6 separate regions of the Homo sapiens genome follow, and regions 1, 3, 4, 5 and 6 are each linked to region 2. The links are chromatin contacts, found by Hi-C or POLR2A ChIA-PET in ENCODE. All regions are on one chromosome and are shown on one strand. The core of a region is the stretch at or near the end of the contact, and the rest is flanking DNA. Distances in the headings are between cores, read along the strand shown. Region 1 overlaps CDK14 (cyclin dependent kinase 14). Region 2 holds the start of CYP51A1 (cytochrome P450 family 51 subfamily A member 1). Region 3 holds the start of GTPBP10 (GTP binding protein 10). Region 4 holds the start of SAMD9L (sterile alpha motif domain containing 9 like). Region 5 holds the start of HEPACAM2 (HEPACAM family member 2). Region 6 holds the start of CDK14 (cyclin dependent kinase 14).

Region 1 (4,779 bases), core at 1,812-4,311, 1.1 Mb before region 2:
CTATTTCCAACTAATTTGCTTGTCTATAGCACAATTACTAAACTGAAGCAACTGTTAAATTCTCTTGTACAGTGGTAATAGGTTTAAAATAAATTGAACTAATTTGCAAGAACTAATTTGAATTCAGTTTAGATGGGTTAATATAAGATAGGTGGGTTAATATAAAAAAGTAGGTCACTGTTCAAAATTAAGTAACAATGCTTTTAAAAATATGTATTAACCTAGGTATTGAAGCTAGTGGAGATGTTAACCTGCCTAAGAGAGTAGGAATTTCTTGAGAAATGAATCCTTAAGTTTATTTGAATAGCTATAACAAAAGACCCAGTTTATTTTGGGGCCAACTCTGCCCTAAGTAACACCTAGGCAATTCCCTGCTGACTTCATTTATGTCAGCAACCATGGGCATAATTTCATCCTTTGAAAGATATTTTTATTGTTCTGGGAAAACAAAGCAGCAATGGGAGAAAATATAAGATCCAACAGATATCCAAATTCAAAAGAATAATAGAAAGAAGAAATCTTAATTATGCGATTGAGAATAATAAATATATATTAAAAAAAAAGGAAAGTCCTTTTATTCCCTCATACTAGAAGTGCATAATCCATGTGGGCTCTTCCTCCATAAAGGGGATTGTGGATTAAAGGGAGACAAATCTTAATTTTATAAAAACATGTACTGTTTTCTGACTGCCTTCAAACCATTCTATTTTATTTCATTGCAGTTATACTCTCCCTATTTCTCTTCCAAATCTCTCTATTTATAGTTGTCTGACATTGGCATGTATGTGCAATCAACCAAGAATTTTAGCCACTTAAAAGATCTTTTATTATTTTGGCTGGAGAAGAAGCCTTAGTGTATGCTCTCCAGCAAAGTTAAGGGGAAGATTCCAGGAACACATTTGCTTGTTTTGGAACTTTTAAACAGCTGAATGATTTCGGAGGTTTGAAAGTATCAAAAAGAGAACTAAGGATAAACCACTAAGTCACAGAAGACAGATCTGGAAAAGACCGCTTGTGGCTGGTAACAAGAAGCACGTCTACAGACTTGAATAGGCACAGGTTAACCTTTTCCTGCTTGTTCCCACACATGTTATGGTTCTGCTTATCCTCTCTTAGTTAAGTAAAACTGGATTTCTCCTAAGAACTTATAAAAATTGGTATTCTAAATTGTGTAGTAAATACAGAGACATTTAAACAAAGGTACCTTTCTGGAAACACAAAAATAGAGAAGAAAAATCTTACCTGCTACAATTGAATGTACCAGCAGAGTCTCCAACCTGAATTTAAAAGATTTAGAAATGTTTCCTAACTTTGTGTTCTTGAACTTTCCTTGAGTATTTTATCTGACTTGATGTTTAACTTCCAAGACATATTTTAAAGGTGACTTGCTAGATAGTTGAGTTACATATGCATAAAACATAATGTATTTAAAATAATATTCGGAGGAATAACGTAACTTTCACTCTGTATTTATGTTGGTGGTGCTCTATTGTATTTTTCTTGTCATTATAGCTGATGTGTACCATTAAGATTTAAGTCAGAGAATTCGCAACAAACTGAAAGACCCTGTTTTCCATTCTCCCTAATGTTCTAAGTCGATCTAAAATTTTCTAACATAATAATATATTGCAAAGTAAGCTAGAGTTGTAAATGTCTTTCCCTGTTTAAAAATGTGAGAGGAAGGTAAGAACACTGTTATTTCACTAGGAGGAGCAGTTGAGTTGAGTGAGTTCTTAAATCATCTTTCCCCACTTTCACTTTTTTTTTTCATTGTTGATCATTTTTGTTATAATTCTATTTACTTCAAAGTAACAATTTTAATTTATTTAGTGCCTGGAGACTTCTTCTTGTAATATTTTCAAAGAAATTATTCTATACATCACTATTAAATGTTTGAGGGATGGGTTTATTGGATGGATAAACTCTAAAGCAGACACTAAAGCAGACCTTTTGGAATTCCAGTCTTATAACTCAAAGGGTGAGCTGCAGCTGTCCACTGCCCAGCTCTATGGATTTGAGTTCAGCATTAGAACACTGCATGAGGTGTAGTTCTTCACCACATGCCATACCCTTGAAAATGTACTGTTTTCAATATGCAGACAGTCCAATCCAAGCAGGTCTCTTGTCCTGACCCTGCACTGCCATACATAGTATTGTTTGGAGGCCCCCAAAGGCTCACCTGCTTGCTTGGAAGTTGCAGTTCATAGCAATTTCTGGAGACATTTGTTTTCATAAGAATGAATCATTAGTTCAGTTACTAAAAGCATTATGTGGATATGATGTTTATCAAAACCCCCTAAACCCCTTGCCATCTAATAGAAAGCAGCTCTTCTAGGAAATTGCAGATAGGATTCTTGAAAGGAAAAAGAGGAGGACCTAAAATAGGAGATGCTTTCCAGGCCCTGGTGGGAGTCCTAGAGAGCCTTGGAAAAGACAATAAAGATCTGTCCAAAGATTCAGGTTGCAAGCAGGTGCCAGGAGGACAAAGAGAAAACTATCTGAGTGGAAGATGGTAAATTTGCCAAAGGCCTAGCCCTGATCACTAGCAGTGGCAACAGCATAAATGTGAAAGCATATGAAACGGACATAGTCAAAGGCCTGACATGCAACTCATCTCCACAGATATAGTTGTGATGGAACTAACAGTTAGCCTTTTGCAATGTACATTGTCACATCCCCACATATGCTTATGGCAGTCTTTTGAGGTAGGGCAGATATTATCATCTTGATTGTATAGCCTAAAATTAAAAACAGGCTTATGAGATCAAATGATCAGCACAATTGAAAATAACAACTAGGAATATATGTACTCCAGTGAATCTTATGAAGGGAATATTATCCATTTTAAAACCCCATATTCATGGGAGCTTATCAATATCTAATTTTATTTTGTTCTCGCCGCAGCCATGGGTGGGGATATCTCTTCTGGGACCTGATGTCATTCCCCATCTAGATTTCATGCAGCCAGGAGAGCTGGGACAGAACAGAAGCCTGACTTCCTCTGTCCTGGGGAAAACAGTGTTTGCAGCTGGCTGACTGCCCACACCACCAACTTGGGCCTCTCCTGCCCACTGCTGGGTAATGCACCATGGGAAAAAGGCTGGCTTTGTGACAGTCTAAGTGCCAGAGATGACAGGCCTGCCTGCTACCCACTCACACCCTACCAGTGAGGTTTGTCACCTCTTCCACACAGCTCCCACTGCCCCCAAGAGGTTAAGCCCTGTCATTTTGTGTCATTGCCAGATTTCTTATCCATGTCTCTTTTTTTGTAGCAAAGAATTCAGTGTCATTAATAACCCCTGGTGATGGCCAAGGGCAGGCCCCATGCTATTTGTTATCTGTTGGACACGCGTTTTTTGATCCCCTTCTGATAGACAGAAAATACCCATCTTCTCTCTTACTAATTGGCAGTATGTGCCAGGCTTGGGAGTTGGCAACAGCCATTGCTTTTCATCCTTTCAGATTACGTGTTGGACTCCTCATCCAAAAGTGCACGCTTACGATGCGGCTAATACCTTCCTCCTGCCATCCAGCTCATTAAGGAATAAAACCCAACCCTACTTCTGAAGTGGCACAGAGCTTCTAGAGGCAGCTGGGCTGCTCATTTCCCTGAAAGGAGGAGATGGAATTAGGCTTTCTCGAAGTCTTCTCCAAACAGATTCTAGAAGCATAAACTGTAGGAGTTCCTCTGTTCTCCCAAATATGCCATGGGTGTTTGTATTCTGCGACTGCCATAACAAATTACCACACATTTATTGGTGTAGAATAGTACAAACATGTTACCTTACAGTACTGTCAGGCAGAAGTCTGGAAGAGCTGAGCTGATTTCTTTTCTCTGGGTCTCACAAGGCCAAAATCAAGATGTTGACCAACTTGGGGTTTTATCTAGAGGCTTTCGGGGAGAATTTACTCCCATGCTCATGCAGGTTGTTGGCAGAATTCAGTTCCTTGGGGGGTATGGCTGAGGTCTCACTTCCTTGCTCGCTGTCTCCACCCGCTCAACGCCTCCTGCATGCTTCATCACATAGCCACCTTCTCCATCAAACAAGCTTCTGATCTCTCTGACTTCCTGTCTGCCCCATTTCCTCTGCCTCCAGCAGGAGAAAGTTCTCTGCTTCTGAAGGTTCATGTAATTAGATTGGGCCCACCTGGTTAATCCAGGTTACTCTCTCTGTACAGTCCCTTTTGCTGTGAAAAGTTACCTGTTCACCAGCTTCAGGGGTTAACAGGTGGACATCTTTGGGGGCCATTTTGCTTATCAGAAGTGGGTACTAGAGTTTCCCATTCAATCCGGAGTCATGGAGTGAAGCAGAGCACAGGGGAGCAAATCCAGTCCTAGCCAGGTCAGACACCGTCTATTTTGCCTGGTCTCTGACCCATCAGGTAACAGGCATAGGCTTCTGACTTCAAGTTGCCTGGTTCACAACTGGTATCTTTAAAATTATGTATAAGGAAGAAATCAGTTTTTATCTCTAGCACAGAGGAAAAAGAGATTATGCTCAAGAAGGCCGCTGGCCTCTGAGGTAACTGAAAGTTTGGCCCGACATTTCTAGGTCTGTGCTGACAAATGCAGTAGCCATTAGGCCTCTGTGGTTCCAGGGCACTTAAAATGTGACTACTGTGATTTAGGAACTGAATTTTTTTACTATATTTAAATGTAATTAACAAGAGTTAAGGGCCACATGTGGTTGGTTGCTGCCATATTGGGTGACACAATTCTAGATCATTTAAATGCTCGTCAGTGTAATACAAATGTGGATGTCTGCTGCTTTGGAAACA
Region 2 (4,798 bases), core at 458-2,957:
AGAGTAGATCAGCTCTAGCAAGAACTCTAGCATTCTTCATAAAAGTTTCTTTAGATGCCACAAAATGAGACCTGCAGATTACAACATTAAGTATCCTGAAAATCAAACAAAATAATGAAAAAGGGTAATACTCCTCAATTCTCTGGTGGTCTCAAATAGAAAGGAGCACCACAACCTCACAGTACACCTCAGCTAATAGAACTATCTTTAAACACTAAAAGTAACTTTGTCTTCCCAGAGACAAATATCATTTCCTTAAAGATCCCATGTGTAGGAAAAAAATAAATAAATAAATAACTCTTTCTTATGCCTGGTATGGTTCAAACAAAAATTATTTTAAAAGCTACTTGGTCAAAAGTTTGTACATTGCATTGTCAGTAAAAGGGTAGTTTTCAAAAGCTACTTATTGCTGACTGTAAAAGGCACAATCAAATAACATTTGGGAGATTGAAAGCTAGGTTAATAAGGCTGTTAAATTGAAGAAAATGATTTTTTTTTTTTTTGAGACGGAGTCTCATTCTGTCGCCCAGACTGGAGTCCAGTGGCGCAATCTCGGTTTACTGCAACCTCCGCCTCCTAGGTTCAAGTGATTCTCGGGCCTCAGCTTCCCAAGCAGCTGGGACTACAGGCGTGTGCCACCACATCCAGCTAATTTTTGTTTTGTTTTGTTGTATTTTAGTAGAGATGGGGTTTCTCCATGTTGTTCAGGCTGGTCTGGAACTCCTGACCTCAGGTGATCCGCCCGCTTCGGCCTCCCGAAGTGCTGGGATTACAGGCGTGAGCCACTGCTCCCGGCCGAGAAACTGTTACATTATTAGCATCAGAGGAAGGCCCTTACCACACTCCAGTCACTACCATTACCACACTCTACACATCCTCCTTAATATGGGTATAAACCACCATTAGGGGCACTGCTACAGCCCACAGAACACTGAACCACACAGGGCAGCCTCCAGGATGACGGGCCAGCTGCCAACAGCATCTCCGTCAGGACCCCCACCAAGGGCCCCAACGACCACCGGGTCGTTCAAACCCACAGCCGCCAATCCAGCCACCGCCACTAGGGGCACCACTGCTGCGGTCAGTACAGACCGCTACAACCACAAATGCCGCAACCACGACCCCGTCTAGGATCAGATACACAGCCGGGGAGGCCAGCACCGCCCCCCAACACAAGGCAATGGCGGGTGCTACAGCCAGCGCCACCAGCAGCAGTGCCGCCGCCGCAGCCACTACTCCAGCCCCCAGCGCGCCTGCCACCAAAGCCACGCCAAGCATGGCCGCAGTCGCCCCCGCCCTTGCCATCCACTGAGCCGGTCGGGGCCACGGAGCCGCCCACGCCAGCCCTTCGGCCGCCTCAGCTGCGGCGCGCGCCCCACTCAGACCCTAAAGAATGTACGTACCACCCCTGCGGGCAGCTGGACCAGGTGGCCGGCGGCCAGACGGATCAGGTAGACCAGGCTGAGGGTGAAGGCGCAGGCGATCAGCAGCATGGACAAGAGGTTGCCGCCTGTCACCTTCTCCATCGCCTGGCCCAGCACCGACCCACCCGCCTGCAGCAAGCCCAGCAGCAGCATCCCAGCCGCCGCCGCCATTCACTCCGTCGGAAACACTGAAGGCCGAGGTCGCCACCGCTCCTCCCAATCGACGGAACGAGAGAAGCTGGCAGATGGTCGTCCACAGGGGGCCTTGCCCCAGGTCTCCTACTAAACCCAGCCCCACCCCTCGGGTCCCACGCGCGCCACCCCGTGCGTCACAGAATGGGGCGGGATGTTCCGCTGGCCACGCCCCTTAAATAACACTCTGTGAAGCCGTGGTCTTCTTGCGCGGGATAGGGCACCTGAGGAAGCGGGCTGCGCCTGTGGCACAGTGGTACGGGGCCGGAAGATAACTTACCTGAAGAGGCGATCAATCCCTGAGAATCGCGGGCGACCCGTTTTTTGTGTGCCCGGGTGCGGGGTGCCGGGACACGGCGTTGAAGGCGCTGAGCGGAGGGATCTCAGGGCGAGCTCGAGCGGCGACGGCGCGCTCTGTGATTGCACCGCGAGCGCCTGAGGTGATCTCGGCCTACATCGCGTCAGCGGGGCCTTGGGCGTGAGCACCGCCCCCTGTCCGGACGCAGGGTACTGGGGCACCTCGAACTGTGGCACCTCACCCTTCTCCGGGGCCACGTCTTGGGGACTCCGACAGCCCCAAATAAGCCCTCGGGGACTGGGGTTGTGAAAAGCGAGGTCGTGAAGACGCCGGCCTCATACCGAAGGGTAGGACGGTGAGGTCAGCCCCGTCCCACTCCAACTAAAATCAACCTGACAGGTATTAATATGCCACCATGAAGTTAACAAATGTTGGTGATTAAGTATGCTAGGTTTTACGAAAACAGATTTTCCAAAATAAATGTACATGTTTTAGGACGTCGCGAGCCGTTTGAGGCAGCATTCCCCAAGGACGCCACTTAGTCTGTAGGTTTAGCGGCTAGAAAGATTCAGAAGCTGAGTTCAGTCCTGCCGCCACAATCAATCTTCGCTCCTATGGCTTCACAGAAGCGTCTCCCATGACTACCAAATTTAACTCCTTCCAGATCACCCACGGGAGCACCTGACCGGATTCATTTATTTAATCAATGTTAAGAACTAGGTTTTGTGCTAAGCTAGGGGATAGAGCAGCGAATGAGACAAAACTGCAAGGCCCTGGGGGAATTAGTAGGAATATCCAGTGAAAGGGAAATTAATGAATTTTATAAGTATACTAATCAAGAAGTATATTCTTTTCCTTTGAGGTAGAATGTAATATAGCACCTCCCCTACCCAAGGCCTGGGTTAAGAGTATATTAACTGCTTATTTCTCCCCTATGCGTGGAGAGGCTTATCTGTGTTCCATCGTTTCACATTCCTTGAGGCACAGCGAGTTCTTGCTTCCCTCCCTAGCGCTGCTGTAAAGTCACAAAACTGATTAGCAAGTGTTACAAAAGCATGTATTCCCAAGGACGTAAGACATATGGTGTAACAAATGTAAGAGTAATTTACTGCCTTTGTTCTTGCTTCTGCAAGTACACTTCATGCAACACGTAACTCCCAACACAAACTGCTTAAAAGGTGATTGATCCCTTTGTTCGGGGCTCAGACTTTCTGGACCCTAGTCCGACTGAGCCGGTGATCACCTTAATAATAAAGGCTCTCCTGAACTCTGCTCGGTCTCTCCCGTCTATGATTTGTCCCGCAACACCAGTTGCCTGCGGAACACCTCTACCTAGAGAGCTAACACTCATCCCCGGTCAGTAAATCCAAAACTAAACCCGTTGCCTCCTCCTACCAACCTGTCCCTCCTATAATGCCTGTGAAGAAAAGGCATCACTGTGCACACTGTTGCCCTCTCCATGCTTCATCTAATCAGTCATCAGATCCTATAATTCTACCACCTTAAAAGTTTCACCGTTTCTTCCGTCCAGTCGCGGTGGCTCACGCCTGTAATCCCTGCACTTTGGGAGGCCGAGGCGGGAGGATCACCTGAGGTCAAGAGTTCGAGACCAGCCTCACCAACATGATGAAACCTCGTCTCTACTAAAAATACAAAATATTAGCCGGACGTGGTGGCAGACGCCTTTAATCCCAGCTACTCGGGAGGCTGAGGCAGGAGAATCACTTGAACCTGGGAGGCAAAGGTTGCAGTGAGCCGAGATTGCGTCACTGTACTCCAGCCTGGGCAACAAGAGCAAAACTCTGTCTCAAAAAAAAAAAAAAAAAAAAGAAAGAAACTGTGATATATATAAATATATATTTATATATTTATATATGGAATGGAATGCTACGTGGTCACAAAAAGGAATGAATGAATGGCATTTTCAGCAACCTGGATGGGATTGAAGACTATTATTCTAAGTGAAGTAACTCAGGAATGGAAAACAAAACATCATATGTTCTCACTCCTAAGTGAGAGCTAAGCTATGAGGATGCAAAGGCATAAGAATGACACAATGGACTATGGGGACTCAGGGAAAGGGTGGAAGGGGGTGAGGGATAAAAGATTACAAATTGGGTTCAGTGTATACTACTCGGCGATGGTTGCACCAAAATCTCACAAATCACCACTAAAGAACTTACTCATGTAACCAAATACCACATTTCTTAAAACCCTATGGAAATAAAAAATTAAAAAAGAAAAAAGAACCCAACAGTCTTCTATTAAGCCAGGTGTAAAAGAGATTTACAAAAATCTAAAACTATGCCATTCTTCTCACTAATATTTTATTTTTGAAAATATAGCTATAGGCCGGGTGCGGTGGCTTACTCCTGTAATCCCACCACTTTGGGAGGCCCTGGTGGGTAGATCACAAGTTCAGGAGTTTGAGACCAGCCTGACCAACATGGTGAAACACCATCTCTACTAAAAATACAAAAATTAGCCAGGCATGGTGGCGCGTGCCTGTAATCCCAGCTACTCAGGAGGCTGAGGCAGGAGAATCGCTTGAACTCGCAAGGTGGAGGTTGCAGTGAGCCGAGATTGTGCCACTGCACTCCAGCCTGAGTGACAGAGCAAGACACCGTCTCGAAAAAAAAAAAAAAGAAAATATAGCTATATTCATGAAATGACATTATTTATGTAAATAATTATTTTCAATAAACATTTTCATTTATTTTAATTTGTAATACTGTAAGTTTTGATAGATATAATCCATTTAAAAAAATGACTCTCTAGGGTTCTTAATAATTTATTATTTTAAGTCCTAATGTAACCACCCAAGGGGTTCACCTTGCCTGCTGCCTAGACAGAGCCAATTCATCAAGGCAGGGGAGTTGCAATA
Region 3 (4,847 bases), core at 343-2,842, 1.8 Mb before region 2:
TAACAAGAAATAGGCATTGGAAAATAAGTACATTGGGCTCAACACTATTCTGACACAATAGGAAAACCTAGTAAGATAGTAATCTTAATGGCAGCAAATGTCATTAAATTAAAAACATCTACACAGCAACAACCTAATGTTCATATTAATGAGAGGTAGGAACACTGATAGTAATCAACATCTGTTGCTGGTGTTAATATTCAACATTAAAGTAATCCACAGAGGGAAAATACAACTACTGCAGGTTAAATGACAACTACAGCTTTTCTGATTGGTGGTTGTAAGCAGAAGGTCCAGTAGCAGCAAAGTAATCAAGACGGGGTTTTCACATCATGTCTTTCCAAATAATCACTGTCCTAAGTGAGGAGTAGAAGACACTGTCACATTGAGGTATTAGTCAGTTTTCACAGTGCCATAAAGAACTGCGCAGACTGGGTAATTTATAAAGGAAAGAGGCTTAATTGATTCACAGTTCTACATGGCTGGGGAGGCCTTAGAAAACTTATAATCATGGCAAAAGGGGAAGCGGAAACAAGCACCTTCTTCACATGGCAAGCAGGAGAGAGAAGAAAGAAGGAGGAACTTCCAAACACTTATAAAACCGTCAGCTCTTGTGGGAACTCCCTATCAGGAGAGCGGCAGGAGAGAAACAGCCCTGCATGATCCAATCACTTCCCTACTTCCACAATGGGGATTACAAATGAAGATGAGATTTGGGTGGCGACACAGAGCCATATCGTATCAAAGTATGAAAGGTTTCTAGGATTTATTAGTTTGGGTTGTTAAGAGTTATACGGCTGGCAACGCTGTGCAGGGCCGTTTACTTCAGCTGCATACATTTTTTCGCTGCATGAGGGGTTGGGGAGAGCTACTCTCTTCTGGTCCTGAAAAGTAATCAAGAGAGAGAGGGATTTTTCACATCGTGTCTTAATTCTCACAAAGGCACGCTTCAAATGACGGATAAAAACCCGTCTTCCCGACTCCAAGAAGCTACTTTCTGACAGTTGTAAACAAGCTTCTTTCTCTTACTGCACAGGAGAGTCCTCTTACAGATCTCAGATCCTGACATTATTTTCAATAAAACTTTGTGCGGCCGCTAGTTTTAAATTCATGGTCTCCTGGAAGCTTTGGCTGGAGACTACTCAGCTCGTCACTGAACTAACGGCTTTTGGGGGTTCTTTTTTCCCAGTTGAGTTTCTGTGTCTTTTACACGTTTGGTTTTATGGTCCGTTGGAGGTTTTTTCACGCTGAGGGTGAAGATTCTTAGTTTCCTCAATTAGCATAAAAGCTGCTCCAAGGCTGCTGAGTCTTCAGTTCCATTCCATTCAAAATGTTAATTCCTGAGACACGCAACCTACGCCCTACTGTCCTTTGTCCCACGGCTTCTCGAGATTATCTCTGTGTTTTAATAGATAAAACGCCTTCTCTCCCCACCCGTGGGGTGCAAAGCACAGCGCATGGGGCTGGTGGCGCCCGAGAGCATCACACAACGCATGCGCCAGTCCGCAGGTGTGGGCGGAGGAGAAATCGCGTCGGCGGCAGGGGATGACGTAAAAAGGCCGCGCTGTACTGCGGCTTGTGCCGCTTCCGCAAGAAGGTTTCCTGGCCTGTTGCAGCCATGGTGCATTGCAGTTGCGTGTTGTTCAGAAAGGTCCGTGCGGGTCCCCTCAGCCTGGTCCCCTTAGCGCTGACAGCTCTGGTTCTTCTTTGCTCCCCTGTCTCTCCACTACTGTCTTCGTGGCGGCCTTTTCCTTGCTTGGTTTTCCCATAGACTTCTCCGCCCCTCCTGTAGTGGCGCTTTGTCAGTAAGCGGTGACAGTGGTGTGTGTACCTGGCGTGGTTTGGACGGTTGTTTGGGGGCAGGGGCAGGGTTTGAAGTTCTTTAGAGACATAGTGTGCACGTGGTATGAGGAACTGGGATACCTGCCTGCTGTGGCCCAAATGTTGTGGTGGTTTTTTTTCCTTTAATGTCCACAGCCTGTTTTTATATATTTCTCCTTGAGTGCGCTGTTTAAGGTTTTTCTAATGGATTTTTATGAAGACACGAAAGCGTGTAATTGATGTGCCTTCCTGCAGAACATTTAGGTCGATTTTTGTGTGGTGTCGGTCTTAAGAATCGTTTCCGTAAAAATTTACAACTGCTTTGAATTTTTATTTTTTAAATCTTATCCTATCAGTAATGCTTTTTGAAACGTTGCCTGCGTCATATTTGGCCATTACTTTATTTCTAACGACCAGAGTAAAATACTCCTTTTAAGTAAGGCTCCTAAACCCCTGAATCTGATTAATCTAGAGCAGGAAAAAAGTGTTACATATTTAATGGAACTGTAGAAACTCTCCTCGAGTATATCAGAATGGTCAATATTTCAACTTTCTTGAAAAAAAAATCCCATTTGTTTTTTATAATAGCTATCCTAAATGACTAGAGATGTGGATTATGAATTTAAGAAATTACTCCTTAAGTTATTTTGATTTTAATAGCCTAAGAGGTTAATACGTAAGTCCTTTACCTACAAGAAGTTCTTGATTTAGTGAAGGAAACAGGTAAACACTAAATGCAGCGTGAGATTTATAAAGGTGTAATAATAGAGATATAATCAAATTGCTGGGAGAGCCAGCAAAGTCAGAGAATTGATTAGAGGAATTTGGAAAGACGTTAGAAAATATGACGTTTAGGTGGATTTATGATAGGAAAAACAAATGACATTCTAAGTAGAGGAAAAGCATGAGCAGAATGGCATGTAGAAATGGCGGTATTTCATGTAGTACAGAGCAAAGAGGAAGAGAGGAAGGGTTGAGCAAGTGAAAAGGATACAGGAAGGAACTAGGCATGGTAGGTGAGCCTATTGTTCTTGCTACTTGGGAGGCTGAGGTGGGAGGATCCCTTAAGGCCAGGAGTTCAAGACCAGTCTGGGCAACATAGCAAGACCCCATCTTTAAAACAGTCGGGGTGGTGTGGTGCCTGTAGTCCCAGCCATTTGGGAGGCTGAAGTGGGAGAATTGCTTGAGCCCAGGAGTTTGAGGCTGCAGCAATGATAGTGCTATGATAGTGCCACGGCACTCGAGCCCAGGCACCAGAACCAGACCCTGTTTCAAAAAAAAGAAAATAAAAGATACCAGAAGGGTATTTTAGTAGCTTTGGATATACAGTTGACCCTTCAAGAACATGGGGGTTAGAGATGCCCCCGCCACAGCTGAAAATCTTCATGTAACTTTCAACTCCCCCCACAAAACAACTACTAATAATCTGTTGGCTGGAAGCCTCACTGATAACATAAGCCGTCAGTTGACACATATAAAATATATATATAGTATATACTGTATTCTTAAATTAAGCTAGAGAAAAGAAACAGTTACTAAGAAAGTCAGAAAGAAGGGAAAATATATTTACTGTTCATTAAATGGAAGTGAATTGTAAAGGTCTTCATCCTTATAGTCTTCATGTTGAATAGACTGAGGAGGAAGAGGAGGAGTTGGTCTTGCTCTCTTGGGTGGCAGAGGCAGAAGGGGTGGGGGTGGAGGAGGTGGAAGGGGAGGCAAGAGAGGCAGACACACTATGTGTAACTTTATGGAAGTACATCATAATTTCTGTCATGCTTTTGCTTTTCTCTTTCCCCCAAAAAAATGTTTCTATAGGGTACCAATACCTCTTCCACCATTTGCTTTGGTTTCAGTGCCTCTTCACAGAAGGGTCCATGTCATAAAAGAAGTCAAAAGCAGTCCTGAACAATAGGAGCTCTTCTGCCAGATTATCTAATGTTCGTTTTTCTGGTAGTTTATTCTGTGTTTTCTTCCTTGTTATCTGGCACTGGATCTGAAGCACTCATCAAGCTGTCTTCTGTTAATTCCTCTGGTTTGGTGGCTGTTAGCTCTTGAGTTTCTTCAAGATCCATATCTTGAAGTCCTTTACCCACTTTCCCGCCGTTTTTGGCATATTCACAGCCTCTTTCATGATTTCCTTGATTGGCTCTTTTGTAAATCCTGTGAAATTATAACACAACACAACACCTGGACAAAGTTTTCTCCAGCACGAACTTACTGTTTGGGGCTTATGGCTTTCATGGCTTTTTCAATAATAATGGCATCTTCAATTATGTAAACTTCAGATTTTCCTGAAGTTTTCTCTATTAGTGTTCTTTTCCATGGTTGACAATCCTTTTCGTAGAAAATCATGTTTAATGAGCCTTAAAGGTCCTTGCGACCCCGTGATCTAGAGGCTGATTTACAGACATTGTGTTTGGGGGCAAGGACACCACTTCAGTGCCTTTGATGTTGAACTCATGGGGTTCTGGGTAGCGGGGAGGTGGGGCACTGTCCATTAGCAGAGGAACTTTACAAGTCAGTCTCGTATTGGGAAGGTACTTCCTGACTTCAGGGAGAAAGCATCCATGGAACCAATCCAGAGAAAAGGTTTTTGTTCTCTAGGCCTTCTTATCCAACAAAGACTGGCAGCTGATGTTTATCTTTCCCTTTCAAGATTGAGGGGTTAGCAGCTTTATAGATAAGGACAGTCCTGATTACAAACACAACTGCATTTGCACAATACAGTAGGGTTAGCCTATCCCTTCCTGGCTTAAATCCTGGTGCTCCCTTCTCTTCCTTACTAATGTCTTTTGTAGCATGTTTTCCAGAATAGGGTACTTTCATCAGCATTAACAACCTGATTTGGGAGATATTCTTTCGTCTCAGTGATTTTCTTAATGGCATCTGGGAACTCATCTGCTGCCTCTTAGTTGGCAGAACCTGCTTCACCTGTTATCTTGATATTTCTAAAGCCAAAGCCAAACCTATTTCTTCTTTTTTTTTTTTAAATTATACTTTAAGTTCTAGGGTACATGTACACAGCG
Region 4 (4,922 bases), core at 843-3,342, 1.0 Mb after region 2:
CTTTGTTGAGATCTTTTGTCAAATGTCACCTTCTCAGCAAGGCACTGTTTGGCCAGCCTACTGAAAACTTTATCCCACCTCCCAACATTTCCTATCCCTCTTCTGGCTTCATTTTTTATCTACTTAGGACTTACAAGCAGCAAATATTTTATATATTTTAACCTATTTATTTTCTGTCCAACCCATTATTCTATGCACTCCATAAGGACAAATTTCTTTACATTTTGTTCATTATCTGGCATTGCCTAGCACATAATAGCTTCTTAACAAAAATCTGTTAAATGAGTAACACATTTTCTTAGAGTAGTTAAAAGTAATGAATATTTGAAAGGCCTTGAGCTACCAGTGTCTGTGGGTCAAAGGACTTCCTCATTTTCCTAGGGAAATTATTTCGCTTGGCTGGAACTCCAGGTAGAAATCTGGGGAAATCTCTTTACTGTGCTACCCGTTAGGCCAGAATGAACTCCAGCTTCTATCATCTGGTCACAAATAATGAAAAGGAAGTTTTTTTTTCAAAAGGAAAGCAAAACAAATGAATATATTTTCTCCTGCAGTTTTTGTAGATACCCTAGTTACAGACTACACCTTACCAACTTTCTGCTGTGTCACTCACAGTCACCGAATGAGGCCATTTCTCACACAGCGTTTTCCCTGGAGGAGGTCCCTTTTGACTCTAGGTCCCCAGTGTCTTAAGACCTTTGCTGTTTTCACCCTCTGCCTTTGCTGGGAAGCTGCTCTTCTGGCAAGGGGCTTACACTTTCCACAGACACAGTCTGCTCGGGTGAGATGCAATACCTTCTTTTAGCTGGTGTCCTCTTTCAGAAATTTAACCAGCCAGTCTCTCTCTGGAAATGCTAAAGATGGAAAAAACAGACTCCAGATTTTTTCTTTCGTTTTAGCCAGTACAATTTTAAGAGCATCTGGATGTATGCTGTTGGAACTAAGTAACAATCAAAATGACCATGATTAGTGTGGACAAATTTTGTGATTGCCTTGACTTAAGTCTTGGCTTTCTAGGGGCCCTCAGTGTCCTGTTTTGAAACAATTGTGAAGACAAATATTATCTTTAGCAACGTTGGTTATTGACAAAGGAGTTGCAGGTTGGCATCCTCAACACTTCAGTTTTCTCTCTTTGATGCTCAGCAAGAATTTCCAAGTCAGCAAACTCTCAGGGACAAGCCCACCCCATCTTTGAGAGACCCTCAGCAACACCGCTGATATCCATGCCCTAGGGAGGTGTTCTGCTCTGCAGGATTCTTAGAACTGATGTAGGGGAAACACACTTCAGAATCTGGCTGTAGCCCAGGAGAGCTACCCACACCCTCCTTGCATAGTCTGGCAGACAGAAGCCACACAAGCAAGTTAGTTTCGTTTTCCTGAAGAACACTTTGCATTTTTTTTCTTAGTTTTCAACCAGATTGCTGGATAAGATGTATGTGAATGAAATACTTTAATAGAATAATATTTAGCCTCTGCAGAGTATTAACTTTGATAAAATGTAAAAGTTTTAATAACATCTTACGTTATGAAGACAGAATTTTGTGTAATTACACAAGATCACACGTTCCTTTAGAATCTTCAGTGCTTAAATTCCTGACCCTGTTTGCATCGTTTCTCTATCCTCTTTTCCAAAGCCTGCCTGCCACAATCAGAAACCCTCCCACTATCCTAATTACACTTAATGGTATGTTTCTTTTTAGAAGAGCACTTACAAAGTTATTATCAGTTAAATATACTGACATGTATTTAATCCATTGATTTTTCTAATTACTCTAGTATTTTTATAAGTAATCGTTTATGTACAAACATATATTTATATAAAAAGTACAGCTGAAGTTTTAAAAAATAGCTGTCGCCTCAAAAGCATAACAAATAAAGGTTTAATGATTCAGTTTACTTACCAGGATTTTCCTGAAAATGTCATCGTTTTATATCAGAAACTTGAAACAGGCCATTTGAACTTTTGCTGTCTCATTCCTCTTCTGATGGCTAGGAGACATGAAGTGTAAGGATCCTTTTTTAAAAACTGAGGCATTAAATTGTGAAGTCTTCTGTTCTCCCAGTACTCTGACTTTCTGAGGGTGTGTCAGAGTGCCAGTTGAGAAGCAGGAGGAAGTTGAAGTATAGACAGTTTCAGTTTTGCTTTAGAACATTCTTTTTTCTTGAGTTTAGAAGGATCTGAAATGTTTTTTAATCAATAACATTACCAAAAATATCAATAAATTTGAATCACTGCTTAGAAACTGTTTACCAGGCAGATTTTTAAGTTATAAGAGTTAAGGAATAAGGAAACAACAAACAAACAAACAAAAAAACCCAGTGACCCAAAAAACTACCTACAGGACAAAGAGAATGGAAATACCAGGGAGAAAATTAATATGTCAGTGCAATCTAAGTTCCTGTTACTGGTTGAATTGTGTCCCCCAAACATTCATATGTTAAAGTCCTAATCCTCACTCCCTCCAAATGTAACTGTATTTGGAGATAAGGTCTTTCAGGAGATAATTAAGTTAAAATGAGGTCATTAGAGTGTCTGTAATTGAATCTGACTGTGTCCTTGTAAGAAGACGAGATTGGGACACAGACACATACAGAGGGAAGACCATGTGAAGACACAAAGAAAAGATGGCCATCTACAAGCCAAGGAGAGAGACATCAGAAGAAACCAACCCTGATAATGTCAGAGACATTCGAACCAGAGTGACTCCATTTTGAATGAGGGCTACGAAAATGAGGCTGAGACTTGCTGGGCTGCCTTCTCAGAAAGGTAGGCATTCCTAGCCTCTAGATGTTTATGATTAAGGGAGCAAATTAATAATATTTACTAAGCAGACCGTGACTTGGGAGTGTCCAGATATCCCAATATCTGGAGAACAGAGGCATTCTTAATTTTGCTTTAAAGAAAATAATATTGATTCTTGCAAAATACACTAATTAAGAAAATTAATTCTTTATCAGAAACCCTTGTAGCAAAACACATCTCTCCATATATACAAGCATTGTACCTAGGGTGGATGTGTTCCTCCTCTTACTTTCGGGAACGTCCTACTCTGTCTGTGGAGTAGCTGTCCTTTTACCACTGTACTTTCTTAATAAACTTGCTTTTACTTTGCACTGTGGACTCGCCCTGAATTCTTTCTTGCATGAGCTCCAAGAACCCTCTCTAGGGGTCTGGATTGGAACCCTGGTCCTGTAACATTTCTGGCAACCATGAGGGACCGATACTGAAGAACCTCCCCACCAACCCAAAGGAAATGGACTATAGCACTGATTGGATGACTTTGGGTAAGTGGTGGGGTACCCGGGTAAAGAATGGGATTGGGTTAGAGGCCCAACTTAGGGGAATTAGAGTCTCTCCGAAGACAGGGTGAATTAGAGACCCCTGTTAATAAAAGGCAAAGATGCTTGACTGACCTCGGATTAGAGGACCAACTTAAAAGGTTTAGAGTTCCTTCTAAGATTTAGGGGGTTAGAGGGCCCTCTCAGTAAAGTCCCTCTCTGCTAAAAAAGGGTTTGGCACTGCAGGCTATGCACTTTGTATTAATCTGCCTTGTCCTCCTTGCTGCATAAATCAATTTCTTGGTTGCTGTCTGTGTTTCACTGTCATTTTCGGGAGACTTTATCTAAATGGTCTTAGGGATTTTAACTTACTCTTTTCCTATGTGCCTCCTGATTTCCATGTGTCTGCTCTTGAAACATTGGGAACAAAAAGCATTGACGGCTCCGTCTTTAAAATTGCTGATTGAGATTTGGTATTCAACAGCTATGAGCAATAAAATTAGATTATGTTTTGTTGCTGCTATGCCGACTAGGTGTGATCGAGAAGCACTAGGATGGAAATCAGGGGACTCTGATGTTTTGTTTCACTTTGCACACTAAAAACACTTCTTTCCTTTCTTGCATTCAGGCAAACCGGCTTTGCTTGTTCAATCCACACTGTCTCTATTGCCCAGAACCTGCTTGCTCTGGTCATTCCCATCTAAATCCTCTTCATTTCCCTTGCCTTATTCAACATTTTTGTCAAAGTCCATGTTGTGGTTTATCTAAGATTCATGACTCAGCTCACTTATGTTATTTGGATAATGTGAATCATGTTTGATGAGAGGAAAAGAGGAAAAAAAGCTAGACATACTAGATGATCCTTTAATGCAAGCAACCTTGGTTCAGCAGGCAGTTTTGGGTGGAGCAGAACCTCCTTCTGTCAGCTCTGAAGGTTCAGATGTGTCTGTCCTTTCTCCCTCTATCCCCTTGGAGAACCCTTTGTCCCATCCTCCTTACCCATCTAGCCCCACTCTATACCCACCACTCCCTGAGGAACTTAGCCTGGTGAGTACTACCCCTAGTGGAGCCTCCTATCAACCTCCAAAGGGAAACCTTTGTCCACTTAGAGAGGTGGCAAATGGGGAAGAAGGCACTGTGAGAGTACATGTTCCCTTTTTTTTTTTTTGTCTGATTTGACTCTATGTAAAGAGAAGTTTGGTGATTTCTCTGAAGACCCAGGAAGATTCATAGATTAATTTGAGAAATTAATTCTGACCTATAGTTAACTTGGCAGGATCTCCATGTTTTGTTGTCTCTGTGTTGTACAGTGGAAGAGAAACAATGCATTTTGGGGACAGCTAGGGCTCATGCAGATGAGGCATTGGCTAACAACCCAAACCATAATACATATCAGGCAGGAGGTAGAGCAGTTCCAGATCAAGATCCAGAGTGGAACTATCAAAGGGGCAGTGACAACTTGGGGAGGAGCGATCATATGGTCACTTGTTTGTTGGAAGGGATGAAGAAATGTATGAAAAAGCCTGTTAACTATGAAAAATTAAGGAAGTTTCTCAGGACAAAGATGAGAATCCAGCTTTGTTTCAAGGGCATTTAGTTGAGGCAATTAGGAAATATACTAACACTGATCCTGCTTCAAGGGA
Region 5 (4,454 bases), core at 1,214-3,713, 1.1 Mb after region 2:
AAACTTAGCTTCATTTTGAGAAATTTTCAAGTGCTCTTTTCTAGTTGTATGAGAAAACCCAAAGGACTAAACCTATTGATTTTAGAAAATCATCCTCTGCATGAACAGATAAACTTCAAGAAAATAAATAATATAAAAAGGTTGGTTGTGGTGGCTAATGCCTGTAATCCCAGGCACTTTAGGGGACTGAGGTGGCAGATTGCTTGAGCCCAGGAGTTTAAGACCAGCTTGGGCAACACAGCGAGACCTCTGTCTCTATTTGAAAAAATACAAAAACAAAAATAATAAATAATATAAAAATTGATGAAATTTAAATTTATTTTTAGTAGTCCAAATATTTGGACTTAAACGGAAATTTAAATTCGATTTTATTATTATATTCACTATTACTTTCTGAGTATAACAAACAAAAACTCTTATAAATTATAGTTCTGTTAAAAAAATCTTGACTTTTTGCATATAAGGCATTACACAAATCTGGAGAAACATTTATAATACTAATCATAATCTGACATACAAAATTGCAGCAATGATCCCTCCTTTACAGACCCTCTTACATTGTATGACAATAGCACTATAAAAAAGTATCCAGTGTTAAGGTACACTTGAAGTCCTACTGTAGAATTTATCTATATTCCAGCAACAAAGGACTCCCTAGACCGGTTTCATTGTATTGAATATAAACATCAGATTTCACAAAGTGACCTCTGCTGTAGCTCAAAATAGCTGGCATTTACTTCCCTGTTATCATGTGTGGTATTAACAAGCATAACACAAGTATTGTTGACTGAAAATAAAATCTTGCATCTTTAGAGAAAATAGAAATTATGATGTGTTTTGAATAAACTGTACAAACTGTACATTTTAGGCTTCAAATTTTTAAAAATTTTTTAAAAAGAAGAAGCAAACAAAACTTCAATATTCCTAAAAGCAAAGATTGCCAAGTCATCTGTGGTCTTTACAACACACTGCCTATGGAGAAAAGCAAATTTGCAGAAGAGAGAAGGTCTTAAGGTATAAAAACTGCTTTAGCTATTTATGAACATGCTATTTTCCTAATGTACATTTGTTTTATTTTAGTTGAATTCCTTAACTAAATTGTCTCTAAGTTCTTCTTAACGCCAGTTTCAAAAACAACACTTATAAAATGATAGTAGTCCTACTGTTTTAAATATAAAAATAAGTGGGATGATGACCCAGGATACTTTCAAAAGGAAGACAAATGCACAAAGGTAGTGACAGTTATAATAATTATTTACTTTTTCAAAAAATTTTAGAAAACAAAAATCTATTATAGGCTTAAATTTGATAACATAAATACTGTGATAACTGGAACAATCACAACTCTGGGAAACTCAAAGACTTAAAAAAATTTACAAACTGTACATTTCAAATGTGTGAGATAGGTACAACAGTAGGTATGAATTTGAATAATAACATTTACAATGCAAACTTTAACAAAATATAGGAGTGAAAGTAAAGCTCTAAATAGCTGAAGAAGCCTAAAAGTTAAATTGCTTATTTTGCTAAGCTGTTCTTAATTTTTAAAAAATGTAGCCTTAATTGAACTCCTATCTGTTGAATATAAACAAAACAAGAAATTGATTTGACTTTTAAAACTGATAAATAGGAAGAATGGAAATGAGAACATCTGGTGAAAATAATGTTGACAGACAGCAGTTGGAATGCTGGAAAGAGACTCCTTTAAACTCAAAAGATAAAGAGGAGAATGAGGGAAAATATTAAGGTAGAAAAAAATTCTTAATAGGACTAGCCATTGGGCAAAGAGAAAAGCTAAAGGCATTTTGGAGTAACAATCTTTTCAAATACGTTCTCCCTTTTGTGTAGGAAATTTTTTTGTTAGTTTGGAATCTTACCTTTCTTCCATATTTCATAAGATGAGACAGATAACTTAAAACGAAGCAGTAAACAGTTTGCAACAATATCTTTAATTAAAAAGAAAACAATTTTCGTAAATTATTTGTAGTTTCACTCTAAGTGGTCACAATTTCATGGCCTATTAGAATATTTGCTGAAATAAATGCATTAAAGACTATTGAACCTATATGTAAACTCTAAAAGAAGAAATTCATTATCTTTTAAAAATATCTGAATTATCTTAATGAGTGCTATGACAATAATTGTTGTTCCAAGAAAACAATAACAATCTATTTATTGAAACTCATTTCTCTTAAATGTTCCTGCTTCTTTGCTGTAACAGTGTGTTATTGTTAAAAGGTTCTGACCTGCTCTTCAATTATCTGAATGCATCTACAGCCTAAAGCAAATATTTACCTTATGTCCACAATTAAAAAAAAAAAACCTAACAAACAGCTAAAACACAATTCACACAGGGCCTTACCGAAGAGAAGGAGGTATATTTTGCACTGAAAGACCCCAAGTGTGTCACCGAAGGGCTCCATGAAAGCATCCTGTCCCATGCATGCAGTGCCCTGTTCTCAGTGGTAACTTGGACCAGCAGCTGCTGGTTTATTTGCTAGGGAAATTAGCAGTGAGGTAACAGACCCTATCTTGCCTCTTGCTTCTGTGATTTGAATACAGAATGAATGTGTATACAAAGGACACAGGGAGTGGGAACACCTGTTATGTGCTTAGCAAGAATACAGGCTTATGGCTTTCAGAAGAGTTTCTTAGCAACTACCAGTAATTGTCTATATATTTCATAAATTATACTTAGTTATTAAAAAATCACATGAAGGAAAACATCCTTTTGCGTGACTTTACTGAAAAATGGCATGTTTTCATAATGAAAGAATATTGTGAGATTTCCTTAAAAACAAAAGCTGGTTTTCTATCATGCAGAACTATGCCATTATTATTTTAAAATTAAAAAAAATTATATGAAAATTGAAGTAGCTCATGTATCTGCTAAACAGTTATAAATCTTCATGAAGTCACTAACATGTAAAAATTCTACCAATGAATCAAAAGAGAGATCCAGAATATATTTAAAACGTATTTTTTCTATGCAGTGTTTCCTATTACAATGACTGATTTCATTTAATCTTTGAATTCATCTTATTTTTAAAAGCAAATCACAGGTGTGTTTCCAACTGGGACTGAGGCATGGACCATGCATAATTATAATGAAAAGTGCATGCCAGGAGATAGTATCTGAGGCCACATTTTCACAGCTGATGCATAGAGGAAGTGAACCAATGATCTAGAAAAGATCTTACCTCTACTGCAGTGTCCAGGTTACAGGTTTTCAACCTGGTCTCTCCATTGTCATGGCAGCAGATAGTCTAAGCATGTCCGCTTAATTTACTAAGTTATTAGTTAACCCCTATTTGCAAGAAGGCTCTGGTTCTAGCCTTGTTATATAAAATGTTAAGGATATATCCAAATCTGCATCAAATCATCAAATCAAGGAAAATTCCTTGCATGCATCAGTTTTAACAGTAAAGGCCCACTGAAGAAGTTCAATGATAAGAGGGGAAGGAAGACTATACCTCAAGCATAATTAAAGTAAAAAAGGAATGATAGTAACTTTGGAATCCAAGTTTGGAAACACTCTTTGCATTAGGGCTCTGAACTCTTCTAGAAGGACTTCTATAAGCAAAGAAAGTAAGTGACTATTGGGAAAACGAAGTCCTCTTCAGAGATCAGTCACTTTCAGATCCCTCCATGCTTCAGAAAAATGGCAAGAGCTCCTCATGCTTCCCCCACCTCCCTGCAAAATAATAACAATGCCACAACTTTCTCTGCACTGTCTCTAAATCTGGTACACACATCTATTGCAGCACTTATCTCCTTAATCTTTATTTTATTGGATGTTTATTTTCCCTCTGAGCTCTCGAATACAGAGAATAATCTTATTCATTCATGGATGTTGGGCACGTAGCATAATGCTTAACTGGTATTTTTGTTAAGTTGTTTCTCCAGAAAACAAAACTCTAAGTGCTCCTTGGCCCGTCTTACGATTCTCAGTTGATGCGTAAGAAATACAAATAAATTTTAATATTGGATTGCACAAAATACAATTTGGAAAGTAATATGGAAGTTCTACAGATATCACATAGGTTCCCCCAACATCTTTTAGATTGATATTAATCTCCAATTGCCGTTATCAAATTAGCTGTTTTCAGTGTTTTTCAATCTAGTGCTGGATTATAATGAAGTTTGTTGGGTCCCTGGCAAAAAGAGAAATAAAGACAATGTACTGTGTTTTTCCCTAGTGTTAAATATACTCAATATAAAGGAGTTTTTTATTCTGAGATTTTCTTTGTTGTATTTGAAAATATTCCCTGTTTCATGACATAAGGTGATAGTAGATGCTACATTAAAAAATAAATGCCATATGAATCTTACTTGTAATCTTTTTATTTCATGGCACATATTGAAATATAATACGGCACATCTAGGGAAAGGGCTACTGGGATAATCATGACAAAGCGCCCTCTAGTGGTAAACTGTAGATATAAACTCTTACC
Region 6 (4,900 bases), core at 255-2,754, 1.5 Mb before region 2:
CATGGCAGCCAGGATCCAACAGCTTTGCGTTTTAACTCATATGGTCTTTCCTGGCGAATTCCTTGCCCCCCTCTGCTCCCCACTTAGCTTGACTTCCTGTCTTTTATCATCCGCAATCTATCAAGATCCTACAATGTGCTCAGTGTAGGGCGGAACAAATCACTGTTTTACCTCACAATTTAAGGAAGGCAGGGGGCTAGTTTTTAAGATAAAAATCTTTTAACAAAACATAAACTCCCCAAAATTTCCTACAAGCCAAACAGCATTGTCACACCCTCACAAGCTCTTATTACTTACACAGCCAAATGACTCAAGATTACTAACGTTTCTATTCATAAGGAGTTTGCTGGCCTCAGATCAACACAATCAAGCCCTCCCCCACCTTCCTTCTCTCTCCCCTGGGAGACTGACGTTTGGAACTCACGCCGCACCAGGTTTTTTCAGAATGAAGACGATGTGTGTTCGCTGCTGGAACTGTTTGTCCTGGGATTTTATAAACACCTCCCCCACTCCTTTTTAAAGTTCTGTTTTTGAGGTGGGGGAAAAGGAGGTCGGAATCTGTTTAGCCTTTAAATCTCCCAATTCAGAAATATATTCTAAGAATTTAATAGAAAAAGACCAAGGGCTGTGTCTGCTATTTACTGCAGAACTGGGTATTCCTATCAGAAATCACCTACATGTGTCACCAAGATCAGAGACAAGGATGAGGGAAACAGCATGATCCCTGCCTTCTGGAGGGTTACAGTTGAAGCTTCCGCTGCTTCTGCACTTGACCTCAAAACAAACAAAAAACCCACCGCAAACAACAACAAAAAAATCCAGGCCCACCTTTCCCCTTGGATCTTTCACTTGACAGCTTTCTCGGCCCAAAATAAGGCACCCTACATCTGAATGCATCCCTAAGGCCTTACCGCACCCAGTCCAGGAGGCAGTCCTGGCAGCTGCCCTCCACCGAACTCCGCGCTTTTTCACACACGCTCGTGGAAGGAGAAAACCGCTCAAACAACTGGACTCGGCCCGTTTCCTTTCGGTAACCTCCCCACAGCCCAACACGCTGTCCCCAGACGCTGCCCGCTCCCACCCCGGTCCCTTCGTGATCCTCCCGCGCGCGGGCGGGGCGGGGGAGGAGCGCGGGGGCGGCCGGGAGGGGCGCGGCCGGGAGGGGGCGCCGCCGGGGCGCGAGCCAGACACAGAGGGCCGCGGAGGACGCGGGAGGCGAGCGGGGAGCCGAGGTCGTGCTAGGATCCCGCGCCCAGGGGCCTTCGTCGAGGGAGGGGCGTGGCGGCGGCAGCAGGAGGGCAGCAGGAGCTGTCAGGCTGGCGGTTCCGCGCCGCGGCTCCTTCTGCGCTGCGCCCGCAACTCTGGGCTGAGAACTTCTCCCGCCGGCCCACTCGCCCTCGCCCCGCGCACTCGGCGCCAGGCGACTCCCGCACCTTGTACCCGGCCCGCCCCGCCTCCTCCTTCGGCCGCACCACTCCCCCTGCCGGCCGCGCTTCTCTCCGTTACAAAGGAGGGAAAATGAGCCGGGCGGCGGCGGCGCGGCGCGGGGCCACCACGGCGGCGGCGAGCGCGGCCGCCCCCGGCACCACGTAAACCGCCCCCGCCCGCCCAGCTGCGGCCCAGGCCGGAGCGGAGCCTGCCGTCCTCCGCCTGCCTGCTGCTCGCCTCCCTAGACCTGCGCGTCGCTTCCCGGCCCGCCGAGGAGGTGGTGGAGGAGGAGGCGCCGCTTTCCCCGCGGCGCGCGCCCTCGCCGTTGTCTGAGCTGTGCCTGGACCAGTTTGGGGAAGTTGTCGGGGCTCCGCGTCGCCCAGATGTGTGACCTCATTGAGCCGCAGCCGGCCGAGAAGATCGGCAAGATGAAGAAGTTGCGGAGAACTTTGTCGGAGAGTTTCAGTCGCATTGGTGAGTAGCGCGCTGCCCCCGGCCCCCCCAGCGCCCGCTCCCCTCGGCCTGCGCCCCCGCCGCGTTCCTGGCACCAGCCATGCAGCTGCCAGCGGGGCTGGCGTGGGGTGCGTTGTAGGCGGGGATCGAGGGCACAGTGCTAGGGACCCGGGGGAGGGCAAGGACGTAAAGGAAAGAGACCCCTCTTCCTCAGGATCTGGGGGTTCATTTGTAGATTCTCTCAAGCCTACAATATGGGTTCTCCCCTCCTCCGCCACTAGTGCTCGCCCTTTCGCGCGCGTGGGGGACGGGCGAGGGGACCCCTCGGCCCCCACCGCGCAAGGGGCTGCGCGGCTGCTTGGGCCACTTGTTATTTTTTGCGCACAGGCTTGGATATTGGGCGTTTAGTCAGTAATTTAGCTTTGGAAATTGGTGAAACGTTAGACTGTGCCCTGGTATTGTTTAACGTATCCAACCTAAAGGGAAGTGGGACAGTTACCTTGGGACCTATTGTTCGGTACTTCGGGTCCTGGAAAGCGAGATTTGGGTGTTCAGTCTCGAGGTCTCTGAATCTTCCCGCTGCTGGAGAGAAATGCGCGCTGTGGAGTTGTCTGGACATTTAGGAATGTCTCTCGAACTTGTTCCATTTAATAGAGCTCAGGGGCTGTTGTCTTTAAACCAAACAACAAACCAACTGACCAACAGTGTTTAGGACAGTGACGAATAAATGCATGTCACAGGTTGTAATAGGGTGACAGCAGTATCACGTGGAATGGGTTTGTTAGATTTTGAGTACTGGGCATAGAAAACCCCTTTTAACCTGAAGAGTTAGCTGCCTCCCCTACTGTCACAACTTTCACTAATAACATGTAACTGCCCTGAGCAAGAGAATGCTATAGACACAAAAGATAACCCCTGCGAGTCCCTAGGAAGCTGCCTAGTCTTTGTTTCACTTGTTTTAAATGTCATCCATGTTAACGAAAGTGTTAATGGAAATTAAACATAAAGGTACTTAATTCCTTAAAATAAAACCCTGGGATGCACATGAGTGTTACAGATATCCTTCCACCCATTCATTGTAAGATATGCAAACTTTCTTCAAGTGAGAGAGTACAATGGATCGAAATTTAGCCAAGTTTTTTTTTTTTTTTTTGTCTTTCGACTTAAAATTTTGTGTTGGTATGCAAAATCTTTCCCCAGATGACTGTAAAGTTATGGTATGAAACCAATCTTTAGTTTTATTTATTGCATGTATTGGATATTAATTTCACTCTTCAGAATTAGGGATACATGTGGAGAGTCCCTGCATTAAGATGAAGTTTGAAGCCAAGAAGAGTGTGAGAGAGGGAAATGTTGAGTCGTGTGCATTATTAACGAGGATGTTTCAACCCTGACCCAAACCGTCGCAGAGGCGGGTTCTGGAGTCCATTAAGCCGTGTTCTAAAACACATTAACTATATATTTACTAATGCTAATGATTCTGCTGGAGCCCCTCCAGTTTTGTGTTAAATAATTCATTGCAATTGAGTCTCAGTAAGAAACCAAGGACATTAATCTAAAAGTTCCTTATATTTAAATAATTTCAAGGTTTTGATCGACAATCAGTAAAATTTGGATTAAGTACAGTGCTGGCAAATGGGGGTATTATAGTTAATTGGATTTTCTAGCTTACTGAGATTTAGTGATGTGAAACTCCTTTTGAATCCAACTCTTGTTAAAATGTCTTCTAAGAGCTGGTGGATTTTATATCCTCCCTTTAGGACACAGAATGCAGTGCAGTGAGCACAGCTGATTATTTCTTGTATTGATGGAAAATATGATTCTGAATCGTAGATCTCATTATGGAGTATTGTAATAGGAGATATTGAAGTGATTATAGTTGTATACCAAGCCAACGACATTCAAAGTAGCATTACAGAAACAAAATCTGTATCTTCTTATTTTCTTGATGTTTTATATTGTATTTGCAAAATTAAAACCAGTGAACTCATTCTGATTATCTAAGGATTTTTTTTTTTTTTTTTTGAGACGGAGTCTCGCTCTGTCGCCCAGGCTGGAGTGCAGTGGCGGGATCTCGGCTCACTGCAAGCTCCGCCTCCCGGGTTCACGCCATTCTCCTGCCTCAGCCTCCCAAGTAGCTGGGACTACAGGCGCCCGCCACTACGCCTGGCTAATTTTTTGTATTTTTAGTAGAGACGGGGTTTCACCGTTTTAGCCGGGATGGTCTCGATCTCCTGACCTCGTGATCCGCCCGCCTCGGCCTCCCAAAGTGCTGGGATTACAGGCGAGAGCCACCGCGCCCGGCCTATCTAAGGATTTTTAAGGCGCTAGAGGTTGTTGAGTTGAGGGCTTACTGTGGGATTATATAGTGCATGAGTTAAGAATGTGGGCTGTGTGTCACACAGACTGTTTCCCATGTTGCCATGCCCAGCCAAGGTCTCTCAACTTCTCTGAGCTTCAGTTTTTCATGTACAACTCAGTTTCGTTGTTGGCTTTTAGTGAAATAATGCATACCATGTCTTGTGTGGCACATTAAATAAAGACTCAGTAAACGTTCAAGATATGTTATCATTGTTTTTGTTATTATTAGGAATTCCATCATACTGACATAACTGATCTTATAGATAGAAAGCAAGAGAAGAGGGAAGTGGCCATTGACTTTGTAGTGTAGCCAGCCTTAAAACGGAGTTAGGCAGGCCTGGATTTGAACTGGGTTTTCGCTGCTTGCTCTGTGCCAGTGGAATTTTGCAGCCGGTGGAATTACCCTAAAGCCCAGAGTCCTCATCTGTAAATATTCATATACGGTGAATATATGTGAAGACTAAATCGGATAAAACACCTGAAAAATCTAGTGCAGTATCTATCACAAGGTGAAGGTCAATACCATAGGCTGTCATTGTTCCTTGCAATTTCTGTTTATACCCCATCATCCTCCTTTCTTCATTGGTACTTCATGAGGAGATCGAAGAGTGAATGGTTTATTCTTGTTGAATAATCCACACTGCAACATATTCATTCT

The links. A loop is a pair of places that touch in the nucleus more often than their neighbours do. ChIA-PET counts read pairs that join two places held with the same protein, here RNA polymerase II (POLR2A). Pooled maps may share reads with other maps.
Region 1: a loop to region 2 is called in a pooled map, with 18 times the contacts of the local background. The contact joins the enhancer-like site here to the promoter of CYP51A1 in region 2. A Hi-C loop is called at or near these places in 10 of 50 pooled maps.
Region 3: a loop to region 2 is called in a map of natural killer cell, with 12 times the contacts of the local background. The contact joins the promoter of GTPBP10 here to the promoter of CYP51A1 in region 2. A Hi-C loop is called at or near these places in 2 of 168 maps with a recorded cell type or tissue (naive thymus-derived CD4-positive, alpha-beta T cell and natural killer cell) and 11 of 50 pooled maps. POLR2A ChIA-PET finds 5 or more read pairs at or near these places in 1 of 52 experiments (OCI-LY7).
Region 4: a loop to region 2 is called in a pooled map, with 6 times the contacts of the local background. The contact joins the promoter of SAMD9L here to the promoter of CYP51A1 in region 2. A Hi-C loop is called at or near these places in 1 of 37 single-sample maps with no recorded cell type and 7 of 50 pooled maps. POLR2A ChIA-PET finds 5 or more read pairs at or near these places in 1 of 52 experiments (common myeloid progenitor, CD34-positive).
Region 5: a loop to region 2 is called in a map of CD8-positive, alpha-beta T cell, with 5 times the contacts of the local background. The contact joins the promoter of HEPACAM2 here to the promoter of CYP51A1 in region 2. A Hi-C loop is called at or near these places in 4 of 168 maps with a recorded cell type or tissue (CD8-positive, alpha-beta T cell and naive thymus-derived CD4-positive, alpha-beta T cell), 1 of 37 single-sample maps with no recorded cell type and 16 of 50 pooled maps. POLR2A ChIA-PET finds 5 or more read pairs at or near these places in 1 of 52 experiments (activated CD8-positive, alpha-beta memory T cell).
Region 6: a loop to region 2 is called in a pooled map, with 7 times the contacts of the local background. The contact joins the promoter of CDK14 here to the promoter of CYP51A1 in region 2. A Hi-C loop is called at or near these places in 1 of 37 single-sample maps with no recorded cell type and 6 of 50 pooled maps. POLR2A ChIA-PET finds 5 or more read pairs at or near these places in 1 of 52 experiments (activated T-cell).

Annotation. Positions count from the first base shown.
Region 1 is chr7:91,081,348-91,086,126 of GRCh38, forward strand. All of the region lies in intron 12 of CDK14 (cyclin dependent kinase 14), which reads left to right. Among named protein-coding and RNA genes, the nearest start is that of FZD1, 180 kb to the right of the region's middle. Within about 2 kb of position 3,062, at least 7 of the 41 ENCODE cell types and tissues checked have a DNase peak (open chromatin) inside an H3K27ac peak, as active enhancers do.
Region 2 is chr7:92,132,770-92,137,567 of GRCh38, forward strand. It overlaps CYP51A1 (cytochrome P450 family 51 subfamily A member 1), which reads right to left and starts at 1,708. Exons shown (of 10, transcript NM_000786.4): 1 at 1,404-1,708. The coding sequence starts at 1,595. It overlaps CYP51A1-AS1 (CYP51A1 antisense RNA 1), which reads left to right and starts at 1,794. Exons shown (of 3, transcript NR_122110.1): 1 at 1,794-2,313. RefSeq lists enhancers at 1,043-1,869, 1,044-1,093, 1,254-1,303, 1,674-2,333, 1,870-2,696 and a silencer at 4,673-4,798.
Region 3 is chr7:90,345,124-90,349,970 of GRCh38, forward strand. It overlaps GTPBP10 (GTP binding protein 10), which reads left to right and starts at 1,593. Exons shown (of 10, transcript NM_033107.4): 1 at 1,593-1,651. The coding sequence starts at 1,619. All of the region lies in intron 1 of LOC107986715 (a long non-coding RNA gene), which reads right to left. RefSeq lists enhancers at 1,059-1,198, 1,409-1,838.
Region 4 is chr7:93,146,293-93,151,214 of GRCh38, forward strand. SAMD9L (sterile alpha motif domain containing 9 like) reads right to left here and starts at 2,093. Exons shown (of 5, transcript NM_152703.5): 1 at 1,902-2,093; 2 at 591-854. RefSeq lists an enhancer at 1,293-1,392.
Region 5 is chr7:93,224,006-93,228,459 of GRCh38, forward strand. HEPACAM2 (HEPACAM family member 2) reads right to left here and starts at 2,464. Exons shown (of 10, transcript NM_001039372.4): 1 at 2,363-2,464. The coding sequence starts at 2,441.
Region 6 is chr7:90,594,817-90,599,716 of GRCh38, forward strand. It overlaps CDK14 (cyclin dependent kinase 14), which reads left to right and starts at 1,505. Exons shown (of 15, transcript NM_001287135.2): 1 at 1,505-1,902. The coding sequence starts at 1,812. RefSeq lists silencers at 1,113-1,312, 1,333-1,642, 1,833-2,032, 2,093-2,142.